Linked DNA regions of Homo sapiens: region 2 is linked to region 1. The links are chromatin loops, found by intact Hi-C in ENCODE. Cell type or tissue: ovary. All regions are shown on one strand. Links, peaks and the distances in the headings refer to the core of each region. The heading gives the core; the rest is flanking DNA. Region 1 overlaps RYR3 (ryanodine receptor 3). Region 2 overlaps RYR3 (ryanodine receptor 3).

Evidence for each region. A loop is a pair of places that touch in the nucleus more often than their neighbours do. Peaks named below come from ENCODE experiments on the same cell type or tissue, not always from the same donor. Only the 100,000 strongest peaks of a DNase experiment are listed, where the experiment ranks them.
Region 2: a loop joins it to region 1, with 5 times the contacts of the local background. A loop is called at or near these places in 1 of 110 quality-filtered maps.

The regions. Positions count from the first base shown.
Region 1 is chr15:33,635,395-33,651,004 of GRCh38, reverse strand. RYR3 (ryanodine receptor 3) reads right to left here. Exons shown (of 104, transcript NM_001036.6): 26 at 15,186-15,391; 27 at 14,455-14,629; 28 at 6,486-6,694; 29 at 4,479-4,654; 30 at 3,545-3,581; 31 at 1,770-1,933. Among named protein-coding and RNA genes, the nearest start is that of CHRM5, 330 kb to the left of the region's middle. In ovary, for the core only: no CTCF peak of the experiment used is centred there; no DNase peak of the experiment used is centred there.
Region 2 is chr15:33,573,178-33,588,787 of GRCh38, reverse strand. RYR3 (ryanodine receptor 3) reads right to left here. Exons shown (of 104, transcript NM_001036.6): 13 at 8,644-8,812; 14 at 7,145-7,280; 15 at 4,298-4,393; 16 at 2,672-2,790. Among named protein-coding and RNA genes, the nearest start is that of RYR3, 270 kb to the right of the region's middle. In ovary, for the core only: no CTCF peak of the experiment used is centred there; a DNase peak (open chromatin) is centred at 7,527; H3K27ac peaks cover 2,160 bases.

The DNA.
Region 1 (15,610 bases), core at 4,125-9,124:
CTTCTGCCTTTTCTTCTGGCTGAAGAACAAAGCCTGGATTGGTCAATTACTTTAGAATACTTTCCTTTCCAATCTAAACCAGATGTTGCTTATAGCATCTATTTTGGCTCTCTCAATGATGGACATTCAATAATGGGAATAATAATTATACAGCTGACCCTTGAAAAACATGGGTTTGAATTGCATAGGTCCATTATATGTGGGTCCACTTATAGGTGAATTTTTTTCAACCACACATAGATTGAAAATACAGTGTTCACAGAGTGCAAAACTCACGTATAGGGAAGGCTGACATTTCCTATACCAGGGTTCAGTGCTGACTGAGGTCATTGAGTATGAGCGGATTTTGGTATAGGTGGAAGATGTTGGGGCCAATCTAGCTCATATACCAAGGGATGACTGTAGCTGATATTTACTGAGTGCCTGAGTTGAGGCACTGTCCTAAAAATTTTTCTATGAATTAACTTATTTAATCTTCACAATACTCTGTGATAGAAACTATTATCCTCATCTTTAGATAAGGAAATCGAGGCCCAGGGAGGTTAAGTGACGGGTCCAATGTCATACCCCTAAGAACCCAGGCAGTTTATTCTAAAGCCAGCACTTATTTTTTTATTTTTATTTTTTTTGAGACAGAGACTTGCTCTGTTGCCAGGATGGAGTGCAGTGGCGCCATCTCGGCTCACTGCAACATTCACCTTCTGGGTTCAAGCGATTCTCCTGCCTCAGCCTCCCGAGTAGCTGGGATTACAGGCACACGCCACCACGCCCAGCTAATTTTTGTATTTTTAGTAGAGACGGGGTTTCACCATGTTGGCCAGGATGGTCTCAATCTCTTGAACTCGTCATCCGCCCGCCTTGGCCTCCCAAAGTGCTGTGATTACAAGCGTGAGCCACCGTGCCCAGCCTAAGCCAGCACTCTTAACCAGCTGCAGGTCCCTCGTGACACAGTGACTGTGACTCACCTCTGGCTACTAGTCTTTGGTGAGCCAACATTCTCTAAAGGACACTGATTGCAAAACGTTCCTGTCTTCGTAGGGAGCAAAGGCCAGCTTGAAAAACAACTTATGACATCGCTACATATGGCTGTATAGGGAAAAGATGCTCCTGTACCTCACGTAGGTGGGGAACAGATGGAAACCACAAGCCATGGTCTCTTCAGTCACCTCTGGAGCACATCTGGCCAACAATCCCTTCTCTGGCAGCAGTGCCAGCAGACCAGTGGGAGGGTATGGGTATGCCTAGAACGCGCTTGCCCTAAAGTTTCCTAATTTCTATTTGGTGGTTATTATTCATGAAGTTTCAATGTCTCTTTTATTCCTTATGCTTTCAACCATTATAAACTCTTGGGAGGAGGAGTTCTGAGTATATCAGTTAGTGTGTGATGTGGTATATCTTTTTATTTCTTCTGAATCAACTTCTCTCAAGCACCCAGAGATTTTCTCTGTCTTGTTCTGATGTTGTAGAAACTGGGACTTGCCCAGAAGTCCTGGAAAAAAACTCTGAGAGAGATCACGTACCCCATTCTCTGTCTATATTTTCCATCTCTGGGTCACGATTTATACACATGATGAAACTCTTCTCTATTTTCACTAGCACTTTTTCTCACTGTCATAGTACCGGTTTGTTTCTTTGAAGTCTGTGCTTCATTTTCTCCTTTTAAGAGAGGCCAAGATGTTTCCTTCTTTGGGTGTGGGGTGGAAGAAAAAGACTGGGGGGAGGGACTGAGAAGCCCGATGGCTAACCCTGCCACTTGGGAGCCCCCTTACCTTTCATGGACCCGGCCTCTTTCATCCCCTAGGGTGACAGTCACTGTGCAGTTTTTATTCAGGTCAAACTTTTCACTGTACAAGTGATAGTCTGGAGTCACCCATCCGACCCAGACACAGGATGGATCCTGTCCAGCAAAGATGCGGATGGCGTAGTAGCACTGCTGTGGAGAGACCGCAGAGGGGAGTCAATGGCCCCCAGCCCCCATCCAGTTGAAGATAGGGGGCCCAAGAGGCAGAAATAACACAGCAGCTCACTTGGCCCCCCCTTTTTTTTCTGGAAAAGTGCACACTAGTAGAGGTAGGCTAGATGCTAGATCTGGAAGGAAGGCTGAATAGGGATTCTGGCTTCCTAATTTTTCCTTTCTATTTTGCTGTAGCATCTGGCAAAGCAAATGCTTAAGCTAATCTACCACCCTTTGCCCAGAAGACACTGGTGCTGAAATCAGGAGATGCTGTGGATGGAAGCAGTGGCAGCTGCTCAGAATGGCAGCACAGAGCCCTAACCCTCTCCTGGGCACCAGGGCAGATCTGAGCTGCAGGAGAGAGCGGGCACAGTCCCTGCCCTCAGAGAAAGAGTGGTCAAGGGTCAGAGCATCCCCGTTACACTTTCTCCTTCTAAAGGGAAGTCTAGTGCTTTTTTCTGGAAAGTCTTGAAAGAGGTTGCTCAAGAAAAAGTTCATCTCATGGCCAAATGTGCTCTGTGTAGCTGTCACACTCAACTACAGTCAGTATTGAGAAGTACAGCAGTTTTTGGCAGGGCTCATACAATCCATGGGGTTATCACTATATTACAACAATAGCTACAGCTCTGAGGCAGGTGACTAGCTCATCATTTTCCTTATGAAACTGAGCAGATTCATTCTTAATTAAGTGGCTCTTATTTGTAGTCTGTCAAATTTTCTTGACTGGAAGAAAAAAGGGTCGGCTAGACAAACCTGGGCTTGAATCTTGACACTGCCAGGTATTCATCATGTGACTTTGGACAAATCATTTGTCCTCTCTGTGCATAATATTGTGCATAATATTATCCATTTCAGGGCTTGCTGATTAATTTTAAATGGAGATTAAATGGGAAGGCAACAATGTGCCGAGCACAGTGTCCCCCACAGACTAAGTGAGTGATTTACTGCAGCAAGAATCTTGTTCCTGATGAGAGTTAACCTACAAATTCAGGATTGTTGGATAACTTTACAGAAGGGTTGACACACATGTCTTCCACAGGCTTTTTTTTTTTTTTTTTTTTTGCCAGATGCTAAAGAAGAATGAGAGATAGAAAGAAAAATCAGGAGTTGCTTTCTGACTACTGTCTAGGGACCAAAAGTAGCTTCCATCTTCTGCGATGGCTTCTTGCTCTTCTTCTCATTTGATTGCTTTTAACATCACTCCTAGCACTGCACAGAGACATGGGGCAGCTGACTCACAAAAGTTTACACAAAAAAGGCAAACCAAAAGATTTAATTGAGCGCCCTCCAACTGATGCTCATTTCAATCAGAAAGGCAGTGTTGGATCCCTGATGGCAAATGGGCAACAAGTATCCAATGATGCCCAGTTAGGAGCTCCAGGTAGAGCTTTTGCTTTGCACTGAATAACTGTCTTTCCCCCACTTGAGAAATGCCACAGATGTGTTCTGGAAGCATCAAGATGGATATTAAAAGACAGAGTAATTGGCAATTAAAGAGGATCTCTAGACGGATCTTTGCTGTAAGGGGCATATTACCAGGCACAACAAAGAATCAAATAATTAAAACCATAATTGAGCACATTTACTTACTGTTGTTGTATGAGAGAGTATTTCTTGCATCTGTTTCCTGGGGGAAAGATAATCCATGTTTTAGTTATTCAGCTGTATTGAGAATCCCACAGTTCCGACAGGCAACTTGATCTACCTTCAATGATCAAGTCAAGTTTAGGAAACTGGCTACTCCCTAAACACAAGTGATTGCAACCAGTCTTGGGACTTATTCATTTGCAAGCTGTTAACACAAGGCAGGGATGTGACTCCCAACTCTTATCCCTCAGCCCAGATGGTAAGTTAGATGGTAAGTTGAGAGTGAGGACGGAAGACCGCAATAATATAAGTAGGGATACCTCTGAATAGGTTATCCTATTCTCACAAGTAGCTGTGCTTGTTTAAAAGCTTGGTAGAAAGCAAAACTCTAGAGGAAACCCCAACAAGACGGCTCCAGGCAGCAGACATACATCAATGATTAAAAATAGACATCAGGGGAAAGAAAGACAGCAAGGGATATGTTACTGATCAGGAAGAAAGAAGTCACATTGCCCATGAATCACACAGCTGCAGAGTTGGACAATGCCCATAGCTATGCAAAGAAGGCAGTATCTGCCTCCAGAAACTTCTAATTGCACACAAAAGCAAAAATAATTGCACCCTCTTATGCACTCACAAAACACAGGAATTGTGGGCAGCAAGGAAGGTAGGGGCTCAGAGTTCAAGAAGAGCAGAAACTTTTCCACCAGATGTGTCTGTTTAGCATGATTGGTGCCTTAATTATGCACTGCACAAACACACACGTGTACTTGCATGTACATGCGTGCACATACATTCTCATTTTCTTTTTTACCTGACTGAAAGCAGAGAGAACCCTATCAGTGGAGTTCCTATGCTGAGTTAGGGTAAAAAGCAGAAAGCCCACTTTACAGGAGATACAATGAGTGCCTCTGAGAACTGGAGGCCTCACCCTCACCTTTTCTGGAAAGCTTCACTGTCCAGACAGGGGCTGTGGCTGAAGGAGGAGTGGCACTCGACAGGCATGCTCAAGCGGCAATAGATCATGTCGGCATTGCTATTCTGTGTGCCAAATGTCTTATGCGTCACCTTGAGACACGGAGGGCTGTCCATGGTGCCATCAATCCTCATGACCTGGAAACAGGACGAGTCCTTACCTTGACATACCAAAGGGCCTGACCTTGACCCAGTCCCTTTTTCCCTCGTGGACATGCACATGGCAAGGCATTCTGTGAACTACAGAAGTAAGTTGTGTCCAGTGATAACCAAACTATGATTCTCATCATTACTTGGGCCTTGTCCCGTAGGAAGAAACAGATCTGCTCCTGGCTAGGGAAATTAGAGATTTAAAAACATGCTCACTGGGTTCTCTGTAAGGCCAAGGGTGGAGAATAAATGCCAGAGGGGGGTGGCATCTGGGAGACACAGCATAGTGTTCACAGAGGCTAACCTTTTAGGTCAGGGGGCAAGTGGCTAAAGAAGATAATCTTTCCAAGGACTATGCTTGTCACTGGGCATGAAAACATCTAAGGGAAGGGGAAAAAGTAATCCCAAAGCTCAGGAAGGATGTCCAGCTCCTGAGGAGGACACCCTCCCCACCCAGCCCAGCTCTCATCTCTGCCACAGTCATGGCCTGAAGGCTGAGGCTCCTGGAGCCTCCTCCTAATACTAGGAAATCAGCAGTTCCTAGGCACAAGCATTGCAGGGGGCAGAGTTAGGGGAGAAAAGGTCAGAAATTGATTTTTGCAATTTGTGTGTGGAGAGGGAAATGGGGGGATACAAGGGAAGTGAACTGAGGCTTACAATAATAATTTTCTTATAATCTGAGCCTCTTCTTTGCTCTCTATAGAACTGTTCTTGTCCTGGGTCCTATAAGAATACTTCAATTCTATTTTTCTAAGTAGAGGGCCTCTAGGGGTTCATGACCTCCAACAGTTTAAGAGTCACTTTTCTAAAGTAACGGTTAGGGAGGAATCAGAGAGAGAAAAGTCTCTACTATTTAACTGAGGAAGAAAGTGGGGCATTAAGGTTGATGCTTGCTGAATTCAGATGGGAGGATGAGTTAAGGAACTTACAGTGAGGTTGAAGCAAACCACTGAATCTAACTTGACTAAAGCTGCAATGGGGCTGATTTGTCTGGCATTTTTTTTAAATCAACACTCTCCCCCTATCCACCATGGAAAAACCATAGTCTGTGAACCAAAACAGAGGCAAGTCTTAGTCCATGTAGGGCCAGAACTAAAGTTAGGCTCCTTACAATCTTTGGCTCCTCTCTGCTCCCCTTAGAAGATGGGGATAGATTAATCAATGATCAGACGTCAGCTTAAAATCCTGGCAACACCATCAAAAAATTGAATAGGTCCTACAAGACATCAAGTCATGAGTGGGTAACAACATACATGTTCAGTATATATAATCTTGAATATAGGTATGGAACTTTTAAATTTTTTTTTAATAAAAAAAATTGTTTCAAGAGACGAGGTCTCTCTCTGTCACCCAGGCTACAGTGCAGTGATGTGATCATAGCTCACTGCAGCCTCGAACTCCCGAGCTCAAGGGATCCTCCCACCTCAGCCTCCCAAGTAGCTGGGATTACACGTGTGAGCCACCACACCCAGCCCGAACTTAAAAAAAGAAAAAAAAACAGAAAAGTTTAAGGTCTCCGAATACTATATTACTATGACAACACAGTATAGGAACATCCAGAGCAAATTCAGTGGCCCAAAATGTTGAGAGTTGATCTGTAAGGTTTTATGTGCAAGGCTGATGCCTCTCGTAAGATGCCACTGAGCTGTCCCAATTAAGATGCCTGCAACTGCAGCTCTGAGGGCCAGAGGGGAGGTGGCTGGTAAGTGGCCAGGGCATAGACTTAGGTAAGCAGCTGCCTGTTGACAGGAGACTTAGGGCAAGCTTAGGGCCTTGGCCCACCTGACCTGCCAGGGCCACACACATTGTGTAACATTACCTCTATGTGTGGATGATCCTTTGGCACGTTGACAAACGTCGGGAGGCGCTTGCTGAACCACATAGCAACATCTCTGTTCATGTTGACAGCAAAAGGCTCAAAGCCCTCTTGGAGACCGCACATGGTATAAAACTTGAAGGTACTGGCATCTGTCCCGAGATTCATGCGGCCGATCTGAGATAGACCCAGACAGCAGATGGGCACGAAGCCTGCAGAAGAGTTAGAGAGACCTGCTTTAGCCCGAAGGCACCATCCCAGGAAACTCCGAGGCAGCTGAATCTTTGCTTCCTTAAGGGCTTTGACTCCCAGTAGGAAAGATGTGACACAACCCGTTCTTTCTTTCTTTCTTCCTGGCACATAAAATCAACAACAGGAGGCCACATGGAGACCACCACTGCCCATGGTACATAGGAAAGATAAGAGAGCTTGGTTCAAAATGACTTGGGAAAAACGATGATCCAGTTAAGAATATTCGTAAGATATAAATAAATATCAACTGGAAAGGCAAAACCAGTAAGAGAAAAAGTGAAATTCTTTATCTGTCCCTTAGTTAAAATTGATCTCAGGCCCTGGGAAAATTTAACTACTACCCAAAACAATGCAGTGAGCCTAAAGAATGACTTGGTGAGATTTTCTGCCACAAAAACAAAAAGATGGGTAACTATGTGAGATGATGAATATGTTATCTTGCTGCACTGTAGCAGCCTTTTTACTATCTCTATGTATTTCATAACATCACGTTGTATACCTTAAATATACAAAATAAAATTTATTTAAAATAAAAAAAGGATGACTTGGTGCAAGTTGCCCGACTTTTCTGGACCCAGCATCTTCCCCAGTGACATGAGAGGTCCTTCACGTTTCGAGAGTAGGATTCTAAGAAGTTTTAAATGCTAGCACTATGATTGTGCTTGTTAACAAAATACAATTTACAAACACCCAGTTTCCTAGCCCACTCTCCTCCTCGCCTACTCAGGAAGGCAGAGTTTCAAGCAGGAGCCAGAGAAAGCTCCTCTCTTCCTTCCTACAGCTATCATCTCTCCAAACTCACATCTGTAGCTTGATCGTATTAAAAAACTACCACTCAAAACAGACCAAAGCAGAAGTTCAAATTGTTTGGTGTTCTTGTTTGTGGGCTATTTATAAATCATAATTGTGGACCAACAAATCAGCAACACAGGGAAAGCGCTAATTATGTTGGATTTGGGAGGATGTGAGAGGCAGGCAGGTGGCTGGAGGACCGCTGGAGGCTGCAGAGAGCGCCTGGAAGGGTAGGAGAAGTTCTGAGGCTGCTGGATGAGGCAGGGGCTGGAGTTCCCTACAGAAGAAAGTGGTGTCACTCCCTAGGATAAGAGTGGTCATTTCGGGGGACATTTAAAAGCCAATTTTGGGAGCATTTACATCTAACAGTAAAAACTTTCTTTCACAGACACCAAGGCCAAGATGCACTCTTCCTAGATGGGAGGCTTATATACTATTATCTAAGCCACGAAATTTCTATGTAAATAACAAGTTACATAAGTGAAACGTAAATCTCTTGCAAGCTATGTGGTTGCTTTTAGAAACTATAAACTCACTTAGGATACAGACGTGTTTAATACCGTGTCTAAATGAAAGAGAATGTCAATGCAGTCCTAGCAAAATGGCAGTGATGTTTGTAGAAAAAGCCTCCTCACAGCACTGCCAACTGAGGACAGACTAGGACCCCTACCTCTCAGGACAGTCAACGGACTGGTCCCTTGGACAAGCACCTGTGCATGTAACATCCTGAGCACTACTATGCTTCTGTATTTTTGTGATAGGGGCTGCGATGGATGAAACCATCTCCTTTCTATAGACAGAGATGTTTATAAATAAAGAACCTTTGGAAATCTGATTACAGTGTAGAATAAGAATTGCTTGCCAGTAAAATTCCTAGGCTCCGCATTGGGAAAGACAGTTTTGCTATGTGCCATGACAAGATGTGAAGGAAGAAGAAAGTATCCCAATCCCAAGGAGCTTACAGAAATGGGGACAAGGAATGGAATATAAAAGAGGGAATGTGTTTGCTGCAAATCATACCTAATCTCAAGACAGTATTTTAGTTATTCTACTAAGGGAGGTAACTAGACCAAGAAAACCACCAGTATAGGTTTATCTTGGAGCCATGAACATGAAGATCATGAAATAGTCCAGCCTTGATGTGAGCACAGAGTAGGACAGCTTAAGAAAACCTCTCTATTCCATTCTCCATGAACCTGGATGGTGCAATAAGCGAGCAGCAGGGGTAAAAGCCTCAGTGGGAAGCAGCAACAATGAAGATTTGACCTCAGGACATAAAAATAATGTCCTAGTCACAGACCCAATGACAATGTAAGGGGGAAAAGGTAATAACTGCATAAGACTTCTTTTTTTCTAAGGATGTTGAGCTCCTCTTCATTCCTAAGCACCAGTAGAGAGGACAGCACTTTAATAAGGCTAAAACTAAGAACATGAGGAGTTAATGGACTTGACCACAGTCACGGGAAGGGCAAGTGACAAAAATGGGATGAGATCCTTTATCCTCGAGTCATAGGCCAGCTGCCAGTCAGTGTGTGAGAGGGAGTGAGTCTTCAGGGGATGAATGCCCCAGATTTAAACAGTAATTATGACCAGGGCCAGAGGACTGCATTCACTAGAGAGTAAAGTGTTGTCCCTGTGGGGCAGAAGCCCTCTCTACAGGGAGAGTTGCACACTCCATGGGAAAAGACAGGGTAACAAAAGTCATGGATGCAAGAGCAATGGGAGGCACAGAGTATTGGGGACCTCCGGGAGGCTAAGTGGACGCAGCTGGGCCAGCTCTGGAAAACAGCAGCAGAACAGCTAAATCTAAGGCTTGAGTCAGAAAAGAGAAAATCTGAAAGGACAGAGAGGAAAGATTAATTCTCATTAAGCACCAGCGCTTTCTCTTGGAGAAAACGATTCGATAACTAGATACATTTAATCAGCTCCCTCCACCTGGCTAAGAGGATCTAGCTAGTATCTCCATTTCTAAAACTTCTTTATTTGAGGCATTTAAAAATCTTGTAACTTTATAACTCTTCATGAAAGACAGATAAGGGGGAACAACCATGGAATGATAAACCACAATAGCAAATATTTACCAAATACCTTGTAAATGTCAGGCTTAGTGCTCTACAGATACATCTCATTATTATGCCAATTTTACAGATGAGGAAACTGAGACCTAGAAAGTGGACTGGGGCTCAACATCTGCTACCTGGTAAACTGCAGAGTCAGCATGTGAACAAAGCTGCCTGAGCAGGAGTCCACAGCAAGCAACGGGGACTGAAGCCAGGATGCCTGCTTTCTAATTGTCGTCTAAGCTAACTTGTTTTGAGTTACATTGCTTTTCAAATGATTTTCCAACGTGTCAGGGAGTTCACCTGTTTGTCTCTAGATTAGACAGATGGAGACCCATAACCACAACACGCTCCAGGCCCCGTAGAGGAAAAGGGCTACCTGTACACAGCTCACCACATGGCTCTCTAGAATTCACCTGGATAAAAGGACCTACTGGGCAAGGTCATGTGGCATTACTATCTGTCATAAAGAAGGATTTCCATATTGCACACAGCTTAATGAACCCATAGCCTCAAATGAGATTGGAGAAGAAGAAAATATAATAAGAGGGCAAAGAATACCACCTCCCTACATGCATCCTAATAGATATAATTATGCTGACAACTCTGAAGAGGTTTGAGAAGAAAATTTGCAAAAGGCACAGTCTTCGGCCAAGATGTATACAGAAGTTCTTGTCCCAGGAAGGAAATGGCAAGAATATATGCATTTACATTTTGTACAGGACCCCCAGTTCTGATACACTTGGTATTATAAGGCCTCATACTGGTTTTCTGATTAGGAAGAGGGAGAGCAGGGGGGTAATCTTATAATTCCAGGAGATTGCAAAGAAGTCAGCTCTCTCAAAAATCCAAAGGACAGATCCACTTTCAATCCATTTTAAACTAAAGGAAGACATAAAAGAGAATAGCTACCAGCAAGGGAAAAGCTGACATCTTAGAGAGAGGGAGGTAGATGACCGCTCAGACCATTCCTGGGGTGTTTCTGGGAGTTTCAATCCAGCAGCACATGCTATACCCATTCCTTCCTATTTCCTGGTAAGCCTTTCAAAGACAGAGTTACAGGAGATGACAGGCAGATGGTCACAAGCCTTGTAGAAAACAAAGGAAACAACAGGCCACGCTCCCCTGCCACAGCCGCTTTCTGAAACACAAGACCCATCTGGAGAGAGAATGACAGGGGACCCTGGGTACCAGCGTGTGTGCCTGCAGATGGCAGTGACACTTCCTGCAGATAAGTTTCATTTTGTGCCTATTGAAAAGCTGCCAACAGAAATGAGGGATCTGTTAAACCCGACAGGTCAATGGGCAGGAACAGCCTGGCAGGCTGCTCCTGCAGACACCAAAGCTGTAGCAAGAGGCAGCATGTCCCTCAGGGGAGTGCCTGGCAGAGAGGCAGCACAGGAGACCACACCAAAGCCTCTTCCAGACGTCGCATTCTGAGGTCTAGCAGAATGTTCAGGATTTTATGTTCCTTTCCTTTAAACAGAGGAAAAGAGAAGGCTAATAGCAAAGGGTTTGCCTTGGAGGCTTCTGAGCTCTCAGATACTTCTAGGTGACAACACTGAGAGCTGTGATGGTCCAGTCTAGGGACCAGGGGAGGGAACATTAATTAGAAAATTCTAATGAAGCAGATAAAGGCATATAATCTATGATGCATAAGAGGATGGAAATGACAACTTGTAAGTAAGCCAGAGGTAAAAACAGCCATGAACTACAATATCTGTCCCCACTGCTTCCCCAAAAGGGCAAAAGGCTTCCCATGGCCCAGCTCCCACTGGGGTAATGACTGAAATCAAAGCTGACATGCTGGTGACCAGAAGAACACAAGCACGTCGGGCATTTTGCTTTACGGGGTGGGGGGAGGTAGGCGCTACAATGCATGAAATGTTTTATTTTCAACAGATGCTTTTCTTAACAACTCAAGGCAAGAATTGCTACCTCTTTCCACTTGACACAGAGAGAAGAGAGATGCTATGTGGTTATTCCAGGCCTTGGGGCTACTGTTATCAAAGAATGGCATGTCGACTTCCTTATAACTACCCTTCCACCAACTCACAAGGCATTGCGGAACTGAAAGAGCTTTCCAATTATCTTGTCTCTGTGTTATTAAAGGGCAATATGATACGACAGTATAATGTGCTAACACATTACAGTACAATTCTATTATTAAACAGCATCCTAATAATACTTTGTTATTCTGAAGGTCAAATCACATCCCTGTACACAACAGGCCTATGGGACATCACTTTCATTAAATACAGAGGCTCTCTCAAAGCCGGGTTATGCTCAAATGTCCCTCCCCTCTATAGTATTCCTCTGCTCAAACCCCATAATGGCCCCTCATTTCCTAGAGGGTAAAGTCCAAGGGTGCTTGGCTCAGAGAAGACAATAGTTTCTTGAACGAAAAGGCTGAGTCTCAGTATTTGAGCCTATAATCTGCACCTTATCTACCTTTCCAGCTTCATCATCCATACATTCCACACACAAATCTTCTACCCTTTCCTATAGCTTCCTGGAGCCACAGAACTACTCTTGTTACATCCCCTGTCAGGACTAGCCTTCTCCTTACACATAGACATCTTGTATTCTGTAGTTAACATGCAATTCAAATCCCATTCATATAGACTTTTCATTCTGTATTAGTCACTTGTCATTGATAACTTACTGCTCTGCATTATTATCGTCTTTTTTTACAACTAAAAAATGAGCTCCTTAATACTGCTACTACTCACATTTGCATATGCTTTAGACCACTGCTCTCATACTTCAGTGTGCATGCAAATCACCAGTGTCTCGTCAGAATGCAGATTCTGATTCTGGTCTGGGGTGGGGCTGAGATTCCTCATTGCTAACAAGCAGACCATACTTTGAGTATTAAGGCTTTGGACTTTACAAAGTTCTTGTAACTCTGCACAACATATGAGATTCTCATCTCCTCCTCAGAGTTCAACAGACAAGTAACCTCTTCCAGTTCACACAATAGCAGGGCCTGGAAAAGGCCCTGATTTTTGGACTCTTTCTACCCCAGAGAATGACTTTCTTTGGAGATGTGCCTGAATCTCCTAGGCTGTTTTCCTCCTGGCCTCAGAGGGAGGGGACTGCATGAGGTGGGTGCTTGGAAAGCACCTGGTTGTCCTTGTACACTGCCCTGATGTCCACCCACAGAAATCCTCTCCTTTGCCTCTGAACCAGCACACAGGCCATTCCTTCTTCTGGCAACATCATTCTCACCTGTCTGCAAAAACAGAGTTATTTCTTTAAAATTTTGATTTTAAACCTCTTTGGAAGGCATTAAAATATGACTCCATTTGACTTTAGTCATTTGTCTTTTTAGGAAAATACAACGGACTTGTAAGCTTTATATTTCTCCAAATATTTGGCTCTTAGAAAAACCTTGAAAGGATGAGAACACATGAACACAGGAAGGGGAACATCACACACCGGGGCCTGTTGTGGGATGGGGGGAGCGGGGAGGGATAGCATTAGGAGATATAGCTAATGTTAAATGATGAGTTAATGGGTGCAGCACACCAACATGGCACATGTATACATATGTAACAAACCTGCACGTTGTGCACATGTACCCTAAAACTTAAAGTATAATAATAAAAAAAAAGAAACACCTTGAAAGGTACAGTTGAATATGCATACTTTAAACAATAGGTGTCTGAAAAAAAAGTGCAAAAGTCATTTATAAAGCTAAAAACGCTCTGTAAAGAGCATGTATATTACATACACACAGTTTCATGTATTTGTGCTCTCTTGCCTATGCAGTTGTATTGTTTTAGCTTTCTAGGTAGGAAATGTTTCTTTCTGTAAAGTCTCAGAAATGTAGGGCTACAAGGAGCCCTCATCATCTACAGACATAAAAATGAGTTCCTAAATGGATAAATAAAGTCAACTAAGATGTCCTGGGTAGGCAGAAGCAGAGGCAGGTGAGCGTCCAGGTCTCCTGATCCAGCACAGCCCCCTTCTCGTCCGTGAGGAGGAAACAGTGCGGCAAAGCACCAGGCATAAGGGCATTCACACAGCAGGTGTTAAGTCACTGCCGTTGAATTTTATATCTGGGAAGAACATTAGATTTTATTTCATCAATGCTTTTATTCTCTGATATAGATGAAGAAAGTAAAGCTCAGAGAGGTCAAACAGATACTCCTTGGGAGCCAATGAGCTTGTTAGGAGAAGTCTACTGACTTGCAGTACACTCTTTCCCCTATATACCAACAGTCTTGTGTACATAATGTAGTTATATAGACAAGAAATAATAAGCTCCACTTCCTCCTTTGTGTAGCTGGAAGCGTGCCCCTGACTGTGGTCTATTCATGGACATTAAAAAATGCAACTCTGGTTGGGTTTCACAGTGTGTCTGAATTTCAAAATAAATTGTATTTCATTCAAGGAAATAGCTAAATCTAACTTTTGTGTTTCAATCATTCTCTTCAAAGCATCAAGTTCAATTACACAAACATGCAGACTGACAATTCAAATCAGAATAAAAGGATAATTCTTTAATTCACTGATTTTTCTCTCCTGTCAATGACATTAGTCATATACAATAAGTGTTTTCTTTGTAATACTGGGAAACCTGGAGAATCTTAAAATGCCAAGACACAGGGGAGGGAATTAGCTTCTTGGTTAACCTATCTGAGAGTTCAGAATGTGTATGTATGCTGCACACACCAACTATCACTATTATCTCCCCTAATTCTTTGAAATTGCTAGTCTATGGGATCGTCTTCACCATTAGGGTTTTCAAATATGCAAAGGACAGTGTAGACCGAATAAGGAAGTAGAGCAGGTCGCTCAGCTCTCCCTATATTTTCCTCCAGCCTCATGGAGCTGGGGTTGGCAGAGGGTGTTAGATTTACCATTCTCAATCTCGTAGTCAGCGAAGGCAAGTTCAGAGCCTTTGTTGGTGATCAGCAGCTCCCCATTCAGTGTGAAGATCATTGAAGCATCATCCAGGTTAATCATACATCCGACCACATCCCCTGGCTGCCAGGTACGCCCAAAATACCCACTTCCTTGATGCCAACGCTGGCCCTAGAAAACAAGACTCTAGGGCTTAGAGAAATGGAGTCTCTAGAGGCCCCAGCAGCTGGAGAAATGACCATATCTTCGATATCTCCTAACTAGTAGTGGTTACATGATTTCTAGGGGACACTCAAGGATAACCAACAAGGAGGAGTGGTCTATGTTATAAATGAAACCAAGACACACAAGGTAGCCCAAGTCTCTTGATTTCTAGTCACAGCTATGGCAATAATCAGGATTCTCTCTAGGGAAAACTGGTAAGATTTCCTGACATACTAGCTGCATAGTGATCTTTATGTCACCTCTGGAGTGGAGTCAATGGGCTTGGGTGCAAAAGTAGATATGAAGGTGATTGTAGAAAGGATTTGGGGTACAGTGCTCCCCTTCAACAGAGTGAAGAGCAAAGAAACAGTCACTAGGAGATGCCCATTCAATGTCTACATTAGCCAGTGGTGGTGGTCACTCACTTTGAAGCCAGAGATCCAGTAATTTGAGCTTCCAGAAAAATGTTTGGAGAAGGAAAACTTGGTCTGAGGATGGGTGTTTGCTAGATATATAAACTCACCCTGTTGCCTTCAAACACAAAGGCTTGGTCATCGGCCCCCAGCTCGACATCAGGTCGACAGCCTGGCCTCGCCCAGCCGACTCGCATGTCTCCTCCAGTCACCACTTCAAACTCAAAATACCACTTTCCAGATCTCACTGCATAAGATCGCTCTACCCGGAAAAATCGGATCTTGTCTATGCTGACCTTCTCCACAGCCGAGTCAGCTATTGTGAGAAGAAAGGCGAACAGAGGGTGTGGAAGGGAAAGAGAGAACGTAGACCTTCAATAATTAGGTAGCACTACTCAAAAGAATTTGATGAGAACATCTAAGACTGACCATAGGTCGACTACTATCCAATATGGCATTCTGTTCATGATGATCGTCATCATCATCACCATACAAGCTACCACTGACTGAGGGATTGCTTCATAGTAGATCCTTT
Region 2 (15,610 bases), core at 4,828-9,827, 63 kb after region 1:
GAATGAAATCAGATTTTTGCAGCAACATAGATGGAACTGGAAGCTATAATTTTAAGTGAAATAATTCAAATACAGAATGTCAAATACTGCATATTCTCACTTATAAGTGGGAGCTAAATAATGTGGAGATGCGGACATAGAGAGTGGAGTGATAGGTGTTGGCAACTTGGAAGTGTGGGAGGGGGTAAATGATGAGAAATTGCTTAATGAGTACAATGTACATTATTTGGGTTGGGGTTACAATAAAAACCCAGACATCAGCACTACACAATATATCCAGGTAACAAAATTGCACTTGTACCCCTTATTTTTTTATAAATAAAAAAAGCAAAGGAAATGCTTTCTAGGGTGAATTTTTCACTGCAAAAGTTTTGTATTTAGATAATTATAAAACTAAAATCACAAAATTAAATATATTCTCACAGAGCATTTGGATTCTAAAGAACATGTTCACAGGCTGCAGCTTGAGAAACACTGGAAAGAATATTCAACTTCTGCTCCTAGTCTGTCATTAATTAGCTGTGTGGCTCCTGGGAAACTGCTTAACGTCTAAGGACCCAGGCTCCGGCCTTCTTTCTGCCACTGTCATGTACAAATAATAATGATGCTATGTCATAAGGTCGTAATGAGAACTGAATAAGATACACATGAACACTGACAGCAATAACTGGCATTTGTTAAGTGCAAAATAAATGCTGGTTATCATTACTGTTGTTGCTCTTGTGGGAAGACTTCTGAGGTCCCTTGTGGCTTTAAAATTCTGCATATTTTGAGTCATTGTCTTCACCGAAAACTAAGTGGATTAGTCAGAGACTCCTGAAATTCTAGGACTGGAGACAACAATGCAGCCTGGAGAGAAAAACATGACCTTGGCATTTTCCAAGCAAAGATGAAGTGTTGCAATGGAAGTCTGGCCTCCACTCAGCACATTCTTTGCAAAATGACCACAAATACATTAGTGATGGTTTGAACCTGTTTTTTCTCTTTGAAAATGAAAGCTATCCAATGGAATAGTACCTAAGGAAGGATCTGAATTCATGACAAACCTTTACCCAAAAATCTATCCAAAGATGGAAAAGGAACGTCTTTGAAAAGACTCTTATGTACCAAGATCACATTGCTTCAACTTTTACATTACCAGAATTTCTCTAACAATGTCTTGGTTCTAGAAGATTAAAGGCTACTCTGATAACATATCAGATCAGGCATTGATTTCTAGCAAAATACTTCAGCTTGGTGGGCCTCAGTTTTCTCAACTGTGGAATGGGTAGAATAGTAATCAACTTGCCACCAAGTGACATGCATCAAATGCTTTGTGGCTTTTGGCTGAAAGAAGCCACAACAAAGTTGGTTATTTATTAAGTACACTATGTGTTCTAATAATAAAGAAACCTCTGGGGCAATGAGACGAGAGCAGCTTTCCTGTCAAAAGGCTTCTCTGACATTTGCACATAGCCCGTGGCTCCTAGCACGTGTTGCTCAGGTGCCTATTGATTATTCTCATTACACTTCGCAGACAGGAAGGAACATGTTGGAACGCAGAGAATCTGGACTGAAGCGGAAGCTTCATGTTTGCCTTTGATTTGCTGCATTTGGAAAAGCGATTTCAGATCCCATGTATTTCTTTTTATTATTTGTCAAACAATTTCCCACATGCTAAGGACCATGGCTTTCTGCTGCCCACGGCTGATGCATGTCATACAGTCTATGCTGCCGAGTCTCAATCTCCCGGACACACTGAGCTGTCTCAAATACGCAGTCCCCCCAGATGATGACAAGCAGAGACTGCCAGTGACGAAGCCTGCTTCTCCCCACTCTGTAGAAGCACAGCTGCAGTCCCACATGTCCCATCATGCCATCTGCTCTGAAATACACCTCCTGAGCCGTTGAATATCGCGTCTGGCCACTAATTAGCACGATAGTCCCCGTGTGTGCAGATGTTGAAGGGTCAGGAAAAAAAACTCCCCATATTTTAGTAGACTTTCCCCACAGATCACTGTGTTTTAGAGATATAACTTCATAAAAATAGAGATGTTAGAACTATAAGAGATCTCAAAAAAATGATATAGCATTCCACTTAGTGAGATGCCCTTGTCACCATTTTACAGATGACATAACTGAGGCCCCAGCTCATATAGCTGCGTTGTATAAAAGGGAAGGACCAGTGGCTTCAGTTCTGCTTGCACACGCACAGATTCATTTACTTCATTTGGTTTCACTCATAGTAAATCTGATTTTGTTTAATAACAAACCATGTTGCTAAGACTTTCTACACTGTTTTAAATCTGATTTCTTCATACCTTTTCTATACAGCTTGTTATAAGCTGTTTCACTACGAAGTTCCTGGATCCTAGGGTGAAAGCCAGTCCCATACGGTTGGCCATGTGCAGACAGGGCCTACTGAGTGTCCCACAGTGAGCTGGTGTTAAGGGTTAATGATAATGAGCAGCGACTGGGGAGCTGTTGGAAACCCACGGCACCATCCGAAGTCCAGTGTGGCTGCCCAGCTTGGAGAGTGCTTGTATGCGGGGAAAGTCTTTTTTCCAGTTTCCCAAGATTTTTATCAAAGTCAAGAAAGACTAATCAACATGCTCTCAGTAAAACACAATGGTCATGAACATTGGGGAGGGAAACACCAGGCAAAGTCAATCACCGTTCTTTCCACACCTACCTTGTGATTCCGCCCGTGCTTATCCAACAGGGAGATGATCGACTTGATGTGGCCCTCCGCTATCAGATTTAAGGCTTCTGGGCTTTCAGTTAAGATGCAGTGCAAAACTTCCAAGATACCTACATGAATGCCACAAACATCAAATTTGGACATTAAATGCCCTGCAGAAGTGACCACAATTTAGAAACCTGAGTATGAACAGTCCTTCCTGAGGGGACAGGATATCGTCAATTCTTTGAATCTATCAAATCTTTCCAGCCAGAAAAAAAATGCATCATTTCCGGTAGACTTCAGAGCCCCCTGGGGGCCAACCAGTCTGTAATTTACTGGTGATTTTAATTCGGCACAAACCCTATCTCCCGCTTCCTGGACAAAGACATGATCTTTGTGTGTCAAAATACAGAGAAGCAGCTATAAAATAAAATTTTTCATTTGATCAAACCACATAATACTTCATTTAAAAATAGATACAAGAGAAGACGTCCAGTTTACTATAAATTCTAAAGGTCATTCAAGTAATTTGGAAAATATTCTGAGTTTCTCCCAAATAAGAATTTTTCTAGGAACTACCCTAGAAATTATTTTTATTTTAGGTCTACTCATGTATCAAACAAATTGTAAGCTCACACAATAAAGTCTATTTGGCTTTTCCCCCTTTTTTTTGGCACACTGGATAGGTTATATAAGTGAAGGCTTAAGAAAAACTAGTGCCTCTGCAGCCTGGCACATACACGGTAATATCATGATTGAAATTCAAGGGAAGTAGCTGGCTAATAGCTTAATTAGTTTTATTAGGAAAATTTCTTTTGATTCTGTTTTTTTCTCAATGTTTTCATAAGTTAGCCTGAAATGTAATCTAGCCCATGAGACCGAGGCACTGAAGAAAAAAGAGGCTTAGGAAGACGTGTGTAGGTGGATGATCCTTGGGGGAACCTCTCTTGGCCGGTCTGTTAAAGCACCTGTCATTTCTACACTGCGAGAAAAGCATCAAAACCCTTCAGCTTCCCCTTGAGGGGCGTATACCTGCCATGTTTACTCATCTCGGAGGAAGCAAACTGCTAAGCCCTGCAGCATGGTCACTTCCCAATGATGACCACACTCTTGGCTCAGATTCTCCGTAAGTCATGAGGGAGGACTATAGATATGATGTGAAGGGTGAGTCACGGGAGAGAGGGTGAGTGGGGATCATTTTTCCTCTCATCCCTGTCATTCTTCACTCCCGCTTTTAGACCGTAAGAAATAGTTTGGGCACCATTGAAAAGGGTTTAAAAACCCAGAGAATAAGAATATAATGGGAGTTAGAAGGAGACCAGGATCACTGGGTGGGTGAGGTGGGGGTGGGGGGTGATTAATGGACCCGAGGATTAAAAATGAAGGCACGGAATAACAATGAAGGCACAGAGTAAAAAATTTAAAAAGGAAGGATTGTTGAAGTCTGGGTTAGAGTTGTTAAATAAAGTCGTACAGGTGCCAGGAAGCTTGAAGACTATTTCTTTTTAATTTTGAAGTATGATTTGAGGATTGTTTGCAATCCATTGGAAAAGATTCAACTTTGTTTTCTTTTTTTACAGAAAGAAAAAAAAAACCCTTCATCTTTTCTAGTTATAGTTTCCTGTCAATTCTCACCTGAGGAAGATTCTAGTCTGTCCAATTTACTGATGAGCCAATCAAGGTTATTGGAGAATTGAGCGCAATTGTTTCTGTTTCCGCGAATGAGAGCAGCTGCAAACAAGGAGATGTTTGATCATAGAGGTTAAAGGATATAATGATGGGCGTGAGAACTTGGAAAGCTGTCGAATATTTCACTTGCTTAGCAACTAAAAGGAACTGAATGCCAATCTCACCCTATCTAGCCCTTTGACACAATTCTTTCTTTTTTTTTCTTTTTTTAAGTGACAGTCTCACCCAGTCACCCAGGCTGGAGTGTAGTGGCTCATTGCAGCCTCAAACTCCTGGGCTTAAGTGATCCTCTCGCCTCAGCCTCCAGAGTAGCTGAGACTACAGGCATGCACCACCATGCCCAGCTAATTTTTAAGTTTTTTTTGTTTGTTTGTTTGTTTTTTGAGATGGAGTTTTCACTCTTGTTGCCCAGGCTGGAGTACAGTGGTGCAATCTCGGCTCACTGCAACCTCCACCTCCTGGGTTCAAGTGATTCTCCTGCCTCAGCCTCCCAAGTAGCTGGGATTACAGGCATGCACCACCACACCCAGCTAATTTTTGTATTTTTAGTAGAGACAGGGCTTCACCATGTTGGCCAGGCTGGTCTCGAACTCCTGACCTCAAGTGATCCACCTGCCTCAGCCTCCCAAAGTGCTGGGATTACAGGAGCGAGCTACCATGCCTGGCGTAAATATTTTTTATTGAGATGGGGTCTCACTATGTTGCCCAAGCTGGTCTTGAACTCTTGGCGTCAATTGATCCTCCTCACCTCAGCCTCCCAAACTGGTGGGATTACAGGTGTGAACCACCACACCCAACCTCTTTCTATACTTAGAAAAATAAAAATCTAGTATTGACTCACTTTACAAGTATTTCCAGAGAGTCTGCTATGTACCAAACACCGGTCCAGTTGTTCAGACTAGAGCAATGAGAAAGGGAGGGAGATTCCCTGCCTTCATCAAGTAGGCAATGGAGACAATAAATGCATAAGGTAATGAAATTACTTCAGATAGTGATAAGCAAGAATTTAATATTGGCTTGGTTACTGACTTAAGAACTCAACTTCTTGCAATGTTTTCTTAAATTTAGCTACAGATTTATTAATCTTCAGCGCTAAAGGAAGGCATCCCAGTGAACACAGCTGGAAAGGTTGGCTATACACTAATGGATGAATAATAGCAACATGTAACTATAAAATATCTAAAATATATCCCTATTTGACAGTGGTTCTTGAGTCATGGTCCCTGGATCAGCATCACCTAAGAATTTGTTAAAAACTCAAATTCTCAGGCCTCATCCAGCTTTACTGATTTAGAAACTCTGGGGGTGGGCCTCGGCATCTGTATTGTAACCAGCTCTCCAGCTGATCCTGATGTCTGTTCCTACTTGAAAGCCACTGGCAGATGATACTGCAGAGAGAGGGAGAAAATATGCTGTCATTTGAGTTTTACCAATCTACACCAAATAACCTTCTCTCCACAGGGCAAAAAGAGTAGACGCAAATCTGGAACAAGTCCATGTAAATTGATTCGCCCCCAAGTAGCTTGCCCTTCACATGATAGGTTTGAATTGGAATTTCACTGAGGCTGATACATGGCAAATTTAGGATAAAGAAAGGCCTCCTCTAGGGCCTCAGCTTTGCATCTTCAGTCAGTAAAGGACACAATTCAAGTCTGAGCTCCTAACCTCCTTTTCAGATCAGTTGCAGCAAGGAAGTTAAGCATAAGAGTCCTGGAGTTAGACTGCTGGGTCTCAAGCCATAGCTCCATCAGTTACTAGATGTGTAACCTTGGGTTATGAGCATCTATGTACGTCAGTTTCATCATCAGTGAAATGACAGTAATAATAATAACTGACCCTTAAAGTGTTGCTCTGGAGTTCAAAAGCGATATTTCACCGCTCACAAAGAGATCAATAATTGTTAGGTATTATTGTTAAAATCATGCCTACTGGGTCAATACAAAACACTAGAGTTTGAAGACACTTTACAGGGTCATACAGTGGCAATTGATCAGTACTGTGGTAATCCAATCAGCCTCAACCCTAAGCTGGGGAATAGGTCCGGACTGATTTCTCTGGGCTCCATTCTGGCCTAGTGAACTTTCTATGATAGATTTCCTCTCAGTGGGACACACACTTCAGAGCAAAGCCCTAAAGTACTAGCTTATCACAGTGTCTGAGCAACTCCTGGTGGCCGCCTTCTTGCACAGGCTCATACTGTCTTCTCTCTGCCTCCCACCCATAGGCGGGTGGCCTAGGCCTATTGGATGGAACCTGTTGTAGCAGGCATCAGAACTTCACTACACACTCCATATTGTGAGAAGATAAGCTTGTTGCTGGAATATTCTTACTTCCCACCTTTTTCTTTTCACCAAAATGAAATAAATTACAGGCCAAAGCAGTGAGAATCATGACTAACAAGTGGACAAGTGAGAGGGCACAGATTTAAAAGAATAACAATTCTTAAAGTACAGGTGATATCTTTGCAGAAGTTTAAAACTGGAAGACATCATAAATGTGTTCTAGTCTCGTTTCCTCATGAAAGGTAAGGAATAGAGGTTGAGGGAGTGTAGGTGTCTGTCAAACAGTTTCCCAGGTAGTTACAGGGAAACTGATTATCATCTGCTTCCACTGGCTGCTACTAGTTAACAGAATGAACAGCTGGGTTAAAATTGAATGGTTAACAAAAGACTTCTAAGGAATGAGGCAGTCCAAGTATCACAGGGTTAATGGCAAGTTAAAGACAATCTTGGGATTGCACGTGGAAATCCCATGGAAATCATCCCAGGGAGAAGGCACTGTATGTGTACTTACCCAGCAATTTGTAGAGGAGGTTCAGAATTTCTTTCCAGGCCATGCCACTCTCTTCCCTTGCAATCCCTGCAAAGTGTGCTACGCTATTGTAGACATTTAAGCGGTCAATGCAATTTAAGACAAGGGCCAACATTCCCTGAGAAGGAGAGTGGAGGAAAATGTAAACATTGCTGATTAAGAAAGCACAGTCCCTTATGCTCTTTCCCCTCCTGTATCATTCACCTTTTAAAGCTGAAAATGCCAATATGCAAATAGACCTTCATGGTGCCAGTTGGGTTTGTTTTTTTTCCCTCCTAAAAACAAAATATGTATTTTTATGCCTGAGAGACCTAAATAGCATCCATTTGGAGAGTGAGTCAGCAGCCTCCTCTGACGGGTTGCCCCCACGTGCTTAACTCAATCCAAGGACATACTTAGGAAGAGGGAGGGTGAATGAGTTTCACAAAAACCTGCTTTCAGTCTGGTGTGAAGTGGTTCTGACTCACCCAGAAACAGCTCTGGATATAGTACCTATTTTTCTCTTAAATATCAAGTAAGTTCAAGTTCCATTCAGATGCACAAAACAGCCATGCTTGCTTCCTACCTCCCCACCCCCCCGGCCCCCTGCAAAAAAAGGGGATTTAGAGACAATAGCAGTACAAGAGGATCTTCAACCACTTTTCTAGCTAATTTGAAATACTATGCCACCCAGTAAAAATCTGTGCTAGCTGTTCTTAGCGCATGGGAGGGAGATGGTAAATGGAATTTCAGTAGCCTTTAAGTCATAGAGAATGCCCCTGAGGCCAAAGTCTGGTTAGATCAGAAGACTGAGCTGGGATGGTTTACATCCCACACCACTAACTTTGGAAATGCCCAAGGGACAAGCCCTGTGCCCAGGCATGGCAGGCCCAGAAGTACAACCATGGCCTGTTGGCACTAAATCATCACATCTCCGAGTCTGGAAAAGGCTTGTGGCTTGTCTGTGGTCACACACAGCTGGAGATGGAACCAGAATGAGGTCCTGGGTGTCTTAAGCCCCAAGCTGATATTTTCCTCATGGTCAGGCCCCACTCCCAGTGACTCAGATGCTCAATTCTGACATAAGACAGCGTCTTCTGTGTCTTTTAAACCAGCTTCTCAGGTATTCTCAATGTGGTAGAATCCAGGCATCTGCATTTTTCAAACAGGTTTCCCAGGTAATTCTAACGTTTCCCAAAACTTGGGAATCACAGCCAATGTCATGCTCTCACAGCTGAAATTTACTGAAAATGTATATTTGATACACATGTGGCACTGAAGCTTTAAAATGTAATCTGGTTTGAACGTGCCAGCCATTGCTAATGTAACCAGGTTTGGTGGACAGGGAAGGTTGGCTTCCAATTTCCCAGCTTCCAAATCTCTCTTGTCCTCTGGCTCTCTCATAAACACGTGCATGCAGAAAGACAAAGCTAAGTTGTAGTCACAGGGATATTCTAGCTCTGGACACTAAGTGAATTTCAACTTTTCATTTTTCGACTTACCTCTTCCTTGAAAAGATTTTGTCTGTTTTTGAGTGAGCGGAGCTTGTTCTGCTTGTCTTCATGTCGCATCTCCTCCTCTGGGGGCTGGAAGTAGGCGATCAAGTCCTGTAGGGTCTGCAGGACTTCTTCTATAGGCAGGGTGATGGGGGCAGCTGTGCGATTGTTTCCGCTAAAAACCATGAGATTGACATGGTTTAGGCACTGGCCAGCAGCAGGGCCCTGATGAACACCCACTGGGTCCCACTCCTAACAGCCCCCCACGGTGCACCATGAGTTGCTTCCTTGGGCGGCCACTGTACCAGCAGCTACAAAATGAAGTTTCCCAGATATCAGAGCAACAGAAGGAAATATTCACATTCAAGTTTAAAGCTATTTTCATAAACAAAGGGAAGTGACTCCTTTTAGCACATTTATTTTCAAGCAACTTATAACTCATCCTGTTAATATTACTGTAATATTTCAGCACATAGCGTCAATGGGTATTCACTGAATGTCTAACCATGATTTCCCTGTAATCTAAAGAGGTAATTTCAACTGTGATTTTGACAGTGACTCTTCTATCTATAGCAGATGCTTCCCCTTCCATTTACCCCTGGTTGTCTGTCACACATTTTTTTTTAAAATAAAAACATTTAGAAAAAATAAACTTCTTAACCCATGATTCTTTTAAACAATCACACCTTCTTGGCATTGATTAATCCTAAGGTGGAAGGATTTCTATCACTGGGTCTTTGCCTCTATCTCCATGTTAATTTTGTCTCTCCTCTTGCACCCCCCTCCACGTCTCTATGTGTCTTCTGAGATCTCTGCATGTGTTTTTCTCATCACGTTTCTCTGTGTACATGCCTGCTTTCCTTCACTCCATTTGTTGATGGTTCCTTTACTTTCTGTATCTGTGGTCCTTTCATCTGACTTTCCTCACCCTGTGTTCCCTCTCTGAATATCACCCTCCTTTCTCAGTGTCCCCTATCTCTCAAACATCCTTCTTCTCTGCCTTGAGGTCTGTCCCTCTTTGTTTCTTGGTGTTCCCCAACCCCATGTTACCTGCCCTTCCATCTCTCTCTCCCTGTTGTGTTCCTCCTATTCCGCAAGTTTCTCTGTCTCTTTTTCTGTTTTAATCTCTGCCAATTTTTTGTAATTAAACCCCTTCAACACAGAGAGAATACAAAGCACCACAGATAACAAAATGACCCTTCATTTCCCCATCTCCTTGAGGAGTACACCTGGGAGCCTCTCAGAGGGCAAAGGCTATGAAGAGGAAGGGGAAATGGACCTATCTCTTGTGGGTTTGCATCATAAGGCCCTGAGTGATTGAGAATTGGCTCAATGTGCAAGTAACATCACGAGGAGTTTTTTTTTGTTGTTGTTTTTTTTTTTTTATTCTAAGTTCTGGGATACATGTGCAGGATGTGCAGGTTTGTTACACAGACGTGTGCCACGGTGGTTTGCTGCACCTAACAACCCCTGACCTAAGTATTAGGCCCGGCATGCATTAGCTATTTTTCCTGATGCTCTGCCTCCTCCTACCCCCCACCCCTCGACAGGCCATAGTGTGTGTTGTTCCCCTCCCTGTGTCCATGTGTTCTCATTGTTCAGGTCCCACTTATAACTGAGAACATGTGGTGCTTTGTTTTCTGTTCCCGAATTAGTTTGCTGAGGATAATCGCTTCCAGCTCCATCCATGTCCCTGCTAAGGACATGATCTCATTCCTTTTTATGGGTGCATAGTATTCCATGGTGTATATGTTCCACATTTTCTTGATCCAGTCTATCACTGATGGGCATTTGGGTTGATTCTACGTCTTTGCTATTGTGCCTAGAGCTTCAGCGAACATATGTGTACCTGTATCTTTATAACAGAATGATTTATATTCCTTTGGGTATATACCTAGTAATGGGATTGCTGGGTCAAATGGTATTTCTGGCTCTAGGTATTTGAGGAATTGCTACACTGTATTCCATAATGGTTGAACTAATTTACATTCCTACCGATAGTTTAAAAGCATTCCTATTTCTCCACAGCCTCGCCAGCATCTGTTGTTTGACTTTTTAATACTTGCCACTCTGATTAGCATGAGATGGTATGTCATTGTGGTTTTGACTTGCATTTCTCTAGTGATCAGTGATGTTGAGCTTTTCTTCCTATGTTTGTTGGCCACATAAATGTCTTCTTTTGAGAACTGTCTGTTTATATCCTTTGCTCACTTTTTAATGAGTTTTTCTTTTCTTGTAAATTTAAGTTCCTTGTAGATTCTGGATATTAGACTTTTGTCAGATGGAGAGATTGCAAAAATTTTCTCCCATTCTGTAGGTTGTCTGTTCACTCTGATGATAGTTTCTTTGGCTGTGCAGAAGCTCTTTAGTTTAATTGGATCCCATTTGTCAATTTTTGCATTTGTTGCATTTGCTTTTGACATTTTTATAATGATATCTTTGCTTATGCCTATGTCCTGAATGGTATTGCCTACATTTTCTTCTAGGGTTTTTATAGTTTTGGGTCTTACATTGAAGTCTTTAATCCATCTTGAGTTAATTTTTGTATAAGGTGTAAGGAAGGGGTCCAGTTTCAATTTTCTGCACATGGCTCGCCAGTTCTCCCAGCATCATTTATTAAATAGGGAATCACTTCCCCATTGCTTGTTTTTGTCAGGTTTGTCAAAGATCAGATGGTTGTAGATGTGCGGTCTTATTTCTGAGTTCTCTATTCTCTTCTATTGGTCTATGTGTTTGTTTTTGTATCAGTATCATGCTGTTTTGGTTACTGTAGCCTTATAACATAGTTTGAAGTTGGGTAGTGTGATGCCTCTGTCTTTATTCTTTTTGCTCAGGATTGTCTTGGTTATATGGGTTCTTTTCTGGTTCCACATGAATTTTAAAGTAGTTTTTTCTAATTCTGTGAAGAATGTCAATGGTAGTTTAATGGGAATAGCATTGAATCTATTAACTACTTTGGGCAGTATGGCCATTTTCATGATATTGATTCTTCCTATCCATGAGCATGGAGTGTTTTCCATTTGTTTCGGTCATCTCTAATTTCTTTGACGAGTGTTTTTTAAGTTCTCCTTGAAGAAGTCCTTCACTTCCCTTGTTAGCTGTATTCCTAGGTATTTTATTCTCTTTGTAGCAAGTATTAATGGGAATTCATTCATGATTTGGCTCTCCACTTGTTCGCTGTTGGTGTTTAGGAATGCTTGTGATTTTTGCACATTGATTTTGTATCCTGAGACTTTGCTGAAGTTGCTTATCAGCTTAAGAAGCTTTTGGATTGAGATGATGGGGTTTTCTAGATACAGGATCATGTCATCTGCAAACAGAGACAGTTTGACTTCCTCTCTTCCTGTGTGAATACCCTTTATTTCTTTCTCTTGCCTGATTGACCTGGCCTGAACTTCCAACACTACGTTAAACAGGAGCTGTGAGAAAGGACATCCTTGTCTTGTGCTGGTTTTCAAGGGGGAATGCTTCCAGCTTTTGCTCATTCAGTATGATATTGACTGTGGGTTTGTCATAAATGGCTTTTATTATTTTGAGGTATATCCCATCAATACCTAGTTTATTGAGTTTTAACTGTGAAGAAATGTTGAATTTTATCAAAGACCTTTTCTATGTCTATGAAGATAATCATGTGATTTTTGTCTTTAGTTCTGTTTATGTGAAGAATTGTGTTTATTGATTTGCATATGTTGAACCAGCCTTGCATCCCAGGGATGAAGCCAACTTGATCATGCTAGATAAGCTTTTTGATGTGCTGCTGGATTTGGTTTGCCAATATTTTATAGAGATTTTCACATTGATGTTCATCAGGGTTATTGGCCTGAAGTTTTCTCTTTTTGTTCATCTCTGCCAGGTTTTGGTATCAGGATGATTCTGGCCTCATGAAATGAGTTCGGGAGGAGTCTCTCCTTTTCAATTGTTTGAAACAGTTTCAGAAGAAATGGTACCAGCTCCTCTTCGTACCTGGTAGAATTCTGGTAGAATTCAGCTGTTAAGTCCATCCTGTCCTGGGCTTTTCTGGTTGGTAGGCTATTTATTACTGCCTCAATTTCAGAACTCATCATTGGTCTATTCAGGAATTCAATTTCTTCCTGGTTCAGTCTTGGGAGGGTGTATATGTCCAGGAATTTATCCATTCTTTCTCAATTTTCTAGTTTATTTGCATAGAGGTGTTTATCATATTCTCTGATGGTTGTTTGAATTTCTGTGGGGTCAATGCTAATATCCCCTTTATCATTTTTTATTGTGTCTATTTGATTCTTCTCTTTTTCTTCATTAGTCTAGCTAGCAGTCTATTTTATTAATTTTTTTTTTTTAAAACCAGCTCCTGTATTTGTTGATGCTCTGAAGGGCTTTCTGTGTCTCTATCTCCTTTAGTTCTGCCCTGATCTTGGTTATTTCTTGTCTTTTGCTAGCTTTTGGGTTTGTTTGCTCTTGGTTCTCCAGTTCTTTTAGTTGTGATGTTAGGATGTCAATTTGAGATCTTTCTAGCTTTTTGAGGTGGGCATTTAGTGCTATAAACTTCCCTCTTAATACTACTTTAGCTGCATCCCAGAGATTCTGGTACATTGTCTCTTTGTTCTTACTGGTTTCAAAGAACTTCTTGATTTCTGCCTTAATTTCATTATTTACCCAGGAGTCATTCAGGAGCAGGTTGTTCACTTCCCATGTAGTTGTGTGATTTTGAGCGAGTTTCTTGAGTTCTAATTTGATTTTGCTGTGGTCTGAGACTGTTATGATTTCATTTCTTTTGCATTTGCTGAGAAGTGTTTTACTTGCAATTATGTGACTGATTTTAGAGTAAGTGTCATGTGGCACTGAGAAGAATGTATATTCTGTTGTTTTTGCGTGGAGAGTTATGTAGACATTTATCAGGTCCACTTGATCCAGAACTGATACTGAGGTCCTGAATATCTTTGTTAATTTTCTGTCTCAATGATCTAATATTGACAGTGGGGAGTTAAAGTCTCCCACTATTATTGTGTGGGAGTCTAAGTCTCTTTGCAGGTCTCTAAGAACTTGTTTTATAGATCTGGGTGCCCCTGTATTAGGTACACATATATTTAGGATAGTTAGCTCTTCTTGTTGAATTGAACTCTTTATTATTATGTAATGCCCTTCTTTGTCTTTTTTGATCTTAGTTTGTTTAAAGTCTGTCTTGTCAGAAACTAAGATTATAACCCCTGCTTTTTTCCACTTTGCATTTGCTTGGTAAATTTTCCTCGGGCCTTTATTTCAAGCTTATGCATGTCTTTGCATGTGAGATGGGTCTCTTGAATACGGCACATGAATGGGTCTTGACTACTGACCCAGCTTGCCATTCTGTGTCTTTTAATTGGAGCATTTAGCACGGCTTCTTCTTGATGGCCAATTTCTAATGAGCTCTCCTAGGCATTTACAGTATATTTGCTTATTCACCAACTGCTAAATATTAATCTGCATACATGCTAAGGGAAGATTTTCATCGGGGCCCAAAGACTCAAAAAGTTCTGAAAGCAATCAGGCTGTGAGGTGATCATTCCAATTTTGTATTAAAAATGCCAAGTGCATGCAATGGGGAAGGAATAATGGGGGACTGTAAGCTTCTTATAGGCAGGGAGGCACATCAGTGTGTATTCAACTCCTAGCAGTGCCTGGCACATTGTAAGTTCTCAGTTAGTGTTTGCAAATGACTACCTGGGCTATTATTAGACACAAAAATAGTGGGGAAGAGAATGCCATGAGTACATGAGATGAAGGCTCGGCAGTATGAAACTCAATTTGATAGAACTTCCCACTTCTGAATTCAGTGAAGGAATGAATACATTTTCCTCAATATTTTGGTCCAGTTCCAGGGCTTACGTTTTGCTTTTTGTTTTAAAAACACTTTCATTTTACTAGAAACACCGAGGGTGGTCAAGAATAATTCTTTACATGATAGGAAAAGATGACAGCAAGAGGTTTATAGACATTTTTGTAGCTCGCTGAGGCAGCAAATGCACCACACAGGGAGTTGGAAATCTCAGGTCTCAGCCTTGCCACTGCCATTATCAGTGTGATATTTGGGTTGCCACTAAGCCTCTTATGCTTCCATATAGCACCTGGAAAATAGGAAAGGTGCACTCTTTGATTGCCAGGGTACTTCAGGTCTAATTTTCTGTCTGTTGGGTTCTCACTGCTGGACTACTTCATCTTGCCCCTTGAAGAAACATGAATATTATAGTCCTCCACTAGACTAAGGCAGATTCATTCTGTCCTCAAAAAATAAGACATATCACATGCTTGGCATGGGGAACAATGGTGAAAACAGACATTACTTCTGGAAAGCATCATGGCATTCATATTCTACCCTAGAAGAACCTCAGAGAGTAAAGCCCAATGTATAGAGATAAGTCAGAGCCTCAACTCAGAAACAACTACAATTATCACCTATCCCTTCCCACCTTCTTCAACTCCCTATAGCCTGTCCCACTATATTCTTAGGCCTTTGCCAATGAATTCTTTTATTAAATTCAAGTGAGGTCCCAGGTGATTCTGAATATTTATCATAACATAATGATTTATTTGTTGTCTCTCTTCTAAGGTTAAACTTAGAGGACAGCTGACAGTATCTTTTCCTCAGCAGAGTTTTTCAGACTCCTTAATCGATCACACTGTTCATTCTACTGGACAGTTCCCAGCAACTCTACAGAGGATGATGAGATAGCATGATGAAATTTTAACCTCTTCGTCTTCATTTTTCTTTCTTGTTCCTTCCCTATTCCCTTAGCCTTAATGTGCTCCCAGAAGGCCACCCCTCCTCCTGGTTTCCGTGTGCACACAGCATACAAAGTTGGTTTCTCAAAAGAGATGGGAAAGAAGAATCTACTTCAAAATGTTTTTTTCTCCTTCACTTCCTAGCTATCACAAAATCCAAACACTGTAACTTTTGCAGCCCACACCCCCTCAGCATTGATATTTTTTCATTAGTCCTTTTTTTCTAAAATATCCTGTG